Regions from separate parts of the Homo sapiens genome. Here region 1 is linked to region 2. The links are chromatin loops, found by intact Hi-C in ENCODE. Cell type or tissue: A673. All regions are shown on one strand. Region 1 overlaps GLI3 (GLI family zinc finger 3). Region 2 overlaps GLI3 (GLI family zinc finger 3).

Region 1 (2,500 bases), 88 kb after region 2:
TTTTTCCTTCTCTTCTACATCATCATCCTCCTCCTCCTCATCATCATCAATATGTGATAAGTTGACTCTCTAAGTCATGTTTGTGAGGGTTGCACTTGTATTTGATTCAGTGTAGACTGTTTTTTTTTTTTTTCTTTCTTTCTTGCCAGACCTGGTCACCTGCTTGCCTGAGACCAGTTTCTTCTATAACACAGATTAAGAATTGAGCAAACTGCAAACCTGTAACTGTGGTGTCGTTAGAGCTGTGCACTGTGGCCTTCTGAACATAATCTTTTCTCAGTCAACCTCAGTAGATCGACTATAACTTTTTTCTGTTTTGTAAGTGAAGAAATTGTAAAGATTTTAAATGAGTTTGAGAAGTGTTAACATTTTAAATTCTTAGCAGAAAGTGTTTTATGTAACAAATGCAAACTTTAATACATGCAGGAACATAAAAGATATAGTATTATTTATTCATATTGAATATTTAAAGACATCCTAAACTAAGCCTCAGCATCATATGGGATATGACTTTACTTTTTCTTTAGAACTCTGTTGGATTACTTAATCTCCTGCCAGTATCACAAGTATTTTTTGAGATACTTTATAATAAAATCTATCTGCTCACATGGATTTAATTATCCAGGCAAAGCTAATGATTGATGTGAATTGAAGGTGATAAATTTTCCATGAATTTTTTAGTGTATGAAGAAATGCCCTCTTTTTAAAATGAGACATACAGTTTTGGTCACATTTGTTTATCTTGTGGGCATAGCTTGTCTCAGTCGTGGGCCCTGTCAACAATACAAGCGCATTGCAGACCTTCAGTAGCTCAAGTTCAGAAACATCTTTTTAGGCCAGTCCCCTTGCCCTTGAGTTATTTGCTAGCTCTGCTGAGCCGGTCAAAAGAAAAGACTCCTCTAATCCAGTGGGCTGGCCATGTGAACACTCACAGCAATTCCTTCATTTCTCTGTGGTTGGAAATTGTAGACTCTCCAAGATGCCTAATTTGTGTTTCTATATATATGAACTTTGTATTTCTAAAGTGTGGGCAGGCTTCCTGTAAGACCGGAAAAGGGAAAACCATTTTTGTTTTTTTTTCCCCTTCAGAAGGACATCTGTAAAATTTTTATTGCACAAGATTTTATTATATTTGGGTATGCAATGTTGCATCTTCAGAAATTGTAGTTAGGCAAAAATCAAAGTATTTTAGGTTTTGTGGCTTAAAAAAAAAAGAAAAAAGAAAACTCAGGGACAGCGGGCACTTCAAACATTCACAGCATATGTTTAGAATAAAATCTCCCGGGGGGATACGGGGGTATTCTCTCATGAAGGGTCGCAGTGGACGGGCTGTATATCAAGGCGCAAAAGTAGACGTTTTAGATGCATGACTCAGACATGGCGTGGTGTTGACAGGCTTTCAGCTACAGGATCACTGGCGCTTTATAATTTGGGGGAGCGTGGTAGGGGTTAGATTGGAGGACCTGATCTTGTATCAGAGTCAGGGTAAGAAGCCCCATCCTCTGCCCAAAGATTCCTCAGCAATTTTCTTCTGCCCATGCTCTGTCTGTAGCCAGGTATTTCTAACCGCCATCTCTCCCTGCTTTCATTGACTGCCATGCATTTATCTTCTATAAACTTTCAAAGGCAGGTGACATAATAGTTAAAGCATTCCTGTACCCTGGCCGACACTTAACTTTTATTCGCTTCCCTTTTACAGAAAACATGTGTTGCATTGTCTTCTGTCTTACTGTCAAGAGTCTAGTTTTTAAACTCTTCCTGCAGGGATCTTTGTGCAAAGTTTCTCGGATTCACTAGTCATGTCATATTATAGGGTCTCTGCTGGCTTTGGTAAAGGGAGCAGAAAGATGCCTGCTTTTTAAAAAATTTCAGGTCTCCTTTACAGTTTTATAGTTGTGTGAAGGCTGCTTTTCTTCTGCCCCCAACTGCTCCTAAGCAGTAGTTCTTCATGGAAAATATGATTCATTCTTCCATGCAAATGCTTTGATTGAAAACATACCACTGGTATTCTTCCTATGTTCCCCAGCTCAGATGACAGAACTATTGGTTGCTAATTAGCAAAACCTGAGGAATTAGCTTAAAGAAAAAACCCTGAATTTTTAATTGGCTTGCATTTATTTTCTGTGGAAGGCTGTTGTGCTAAGCCCACTTGCATTCTTGTGTGCTAAAAAACTGCATAGATTTTTTTTCTACCTGTCTGTCTTTATATTAGGTGACTTTCCACATCCCTTTAGAAATACATCTTCTGAGTGAATGGAAGAGAGGATGTATATTTTACATATTTAATAGGTACACTTGCTCATACTTCTCTCTCTTACTATCCAAGTGTCATCTTGAGACTGTGAGAGACAAAAATGCCTAAGAGGCATAAATGAACAGTTTTGTCTTGACCAAACTGCAAAGGCAGTGACAGTTCCCTGAGCTCTTAGTTCTCTTCTCATCCAGACTGTCTTTTACATCTTTGGAGAACAGTTGATGAGCCAATCAGAAATGCTTTGTT
Region 2 (2,500 bases):
TTTTCAAGTATTTTCAGTGTATTTTTCATCTTTACTTTTATTTGATGGGCCTGTGAAATAGAGCTGTAGACTGGCGAAGACTTTAAATGAAATTTCACACTTTGATGATTTTTTTTAAACTTTGATATATTGACAGCAAAAGGAGCTGCAAAGCTTTTATATAACTTGAGCAGTAACGCCAAGCAGCAGTCAAACGTCTCTATGCATTTGTGTTTAACTGCAGAAGAAAAACATGTCCATGGGCAGTGGAGGTTCTTATCAACCCCCTAATCCCAGATCCCAGCAAACCTTGAGGGCATGCCTCAGATCTTGCTGAAATCACTGTAGACTCTCACAGTTTGCAGATTAAATATGCTATGTGTTCCTGGCTCCAGCAACAGTTTTATGAGCTCACTAAGCTTCCTGTTTTAAGATCCTTTTCTTAAGTTTTTAGGAGCTGCTAAAGGCAATGCTGTCTGGAGTAAGTGGTACTTGTTAATTTAGAGCCACTTTAGATATTTCATTCTCTTTTTTAAAAATTGCCATAATTATTATTTTTAAATTGAAAGGCCAGTCACTCCAGGGAGAGGGAGGAGAGCTGTTTGAAAGAAATTGAATGTTAAATGTGTTTGGAAGTACATTTGATCGCAAACTTTACATGGTGTCTCAATTGTTTTATGGCACTTTTCTTTTGCCTGGCCCCTGAAAATGAGAGACTTTTTCCACTTGTAATTCTAAATGCGCTATATTTGAGTGCCAAATTTCTTCACTACTCATTACCTCTGTGAGTGTCTTTTGGTTTTTTTAAATGTGAAAGTGTTTTTTGTTCTGTGTGTATATATTTCAACCCGACAAAATGTCTCAGAAAATCTATGGCCTTCTAAAGAAGCTGAATGAAAAAGCCATTACATAGTTAATAAGGTGGCTTTGGAACATTTCAGCCCCCTCCTGAAAGGCAATATTGTGTTGAGCTCCACATCTGCATCTGTGGTATCTATAGTTGTACTCTCATATATGGCACTTCTGCATTTTGCATAGGAGTCATAATTAAAAAAGAAAATACTTACATCATTGTCCAACAACATGTCATATAATTCCCAAGAGAACGCTAGCCAGTTTTGTGCTTAAAGGTTATTCAATGAATGAAATTGTGAAAGCCCATTTGTCAAAGTACTGCATGGTTTCTGTTAGTGTTCAAGCCCCAAATTCATTGTCTGCCCGGGCCCAGCCATTAGTCATCAGTGTATTAGTGCTGCCTTCAGGCCATGCTGCCCAGCACTTCTTCACACCATTATAGCTTTGAAAGTGTACTCTGTCGACTTGTAGAATTACTGCTCTGATTTCCGCTTGACTGGGTTTGAGGTAAGTCCCCTCCCTACCTTCTAGCTGACTGTAATCCTTGCTTTCTTTTAAAGCTCCTTTCCAGAGATTTAGGGGAAAACTTTCTTAAGGGCCGTGTTGGCATCATACTGTGGTTTTGTTGTGGCATGCACTGTACATATAAATTGTACCTGCAGTAAATTGGATTGACTGCTGGCCTGAAACAGCTAGAGGGGCTTTTCTTTTCTTTTTTAAGAGGGGAGGGGGCTAGGTGGTGGGGGAGGGTGGCACAGGAGTACATTTTGACCACAAGCATTTGATTGTGTACTTCTATAATTCTTATGCCACAAAATTAAATTAATTAAGTAATGGGGGATAAGTGCACTTTTACTTAAATCTTTATTGGAGTAACTTCAGAAGGTAGTGTGACATTATATTGCTTATTTTCATGTGGAAATTTTTAACTTTTGCTACTTTAACTTTTTTTTTTTTTTGAAGATTGCATGAAATGCCTAGGAAGGCTCCAGAGTGCTTTACATTACAAACTATTGATTTGTACAAAGAGAGACTGAAAACTCACCATTTAGATGAAAGATAAGTTTCAAATTGCAGTAATGAAGGACTGAGATAGTTAAGCCCTATTATTGATTTCATTTTGTGATATTTTTAAAAAGAATGATTCAGTCTGAAGAAAGTTAGCAGTGTGTAGAGAAATTTCATCCAGCAGCTTAAGATTGAAGCCTTAATGACTCTGATGTATGGAAACCTGGAATCCAGTGGCCAGACGTGTGGAGCAGGCCATGCCACTTCAGGACAGTGTCTGCTGTTTGAACTGTGGATACTACAATGAAATTCCATATCAGAGAGTTTCATTGAGAGGGTGTGTAGTTTGGTGTAGGTTACACTGGCAGTTTTGTACATGCAAGGCAGAAAAATAAGACAGCTAAAGAATTCTGTCTGTGAACAAGCAAAGTTTATAGGGTAAGTGGACCATGGGGTAATTTTTACTGGATAATCCTTAATTATAAATGCTTAAATTCTGAAAGTATTGCTTTTAAATCTGCAATTAAGAATCAAGGATCAAAAGTTTAAAAGTTGGGAGGATAAAATATGGTAAGTAGTACTTCACAAAAAAATGTTAAATACCTTTGGGATAGCTGTAGATGATTTTAACATGCAACAGGTTATTGGTCTAATATTT

Evidence for each region. Hi-C counts contacts between places; a loop is a spot of excess contacts. Peaks named below come from ENCODE experiments on the same cell type or tissue, not always from the same donor. Only the 100,000 strongest peaks of a DNase experiment are listed, where the experiment ranks them.
Region 1: a loop joins it to region 2, with 3.0 times the contacts of the local background. A loop is called at or near these places in 3 of 110 quality-filtered maps.

Annotation. Positions count from the first base shown.
Region 1 is chr7:42,143,256-42,145,755 of GRCh38, reverse strand. All of the region lies in intron 3 of GLI3 (GLI family zinc finger 3), which reads left to right. Among named protein-coding and RNA genes, the nearest start is that of GLI3, 93 kb to the left of the region's middle. In A673, no CTCF peak of the experiment used is centred here; DNase peaks (open chromatin) are centred at 965 and 1,335; H3K4me3 peaks cover 1,398 bases; H3K27ac peaks cover 2,298 bases.
Region 2 is chr7:42,231,191-42,233,690 of GRCh38, reverse strand. All of the region lies in intron 1 of GLI3 (GLI family zinc finger 3), which reads left to right. Among named protein-coding and RNA genes, the nearest start is that of GLI3, 4.8 kb to the left of the region's middle. In A673, no CTCF peak of the experiment used is centred here; DNase peaks (open chromatin) are centred at 350 and 1,180; H3K4me3 peaks cover 2,059 bases; H3K27ac peaks cover 2,500 bases.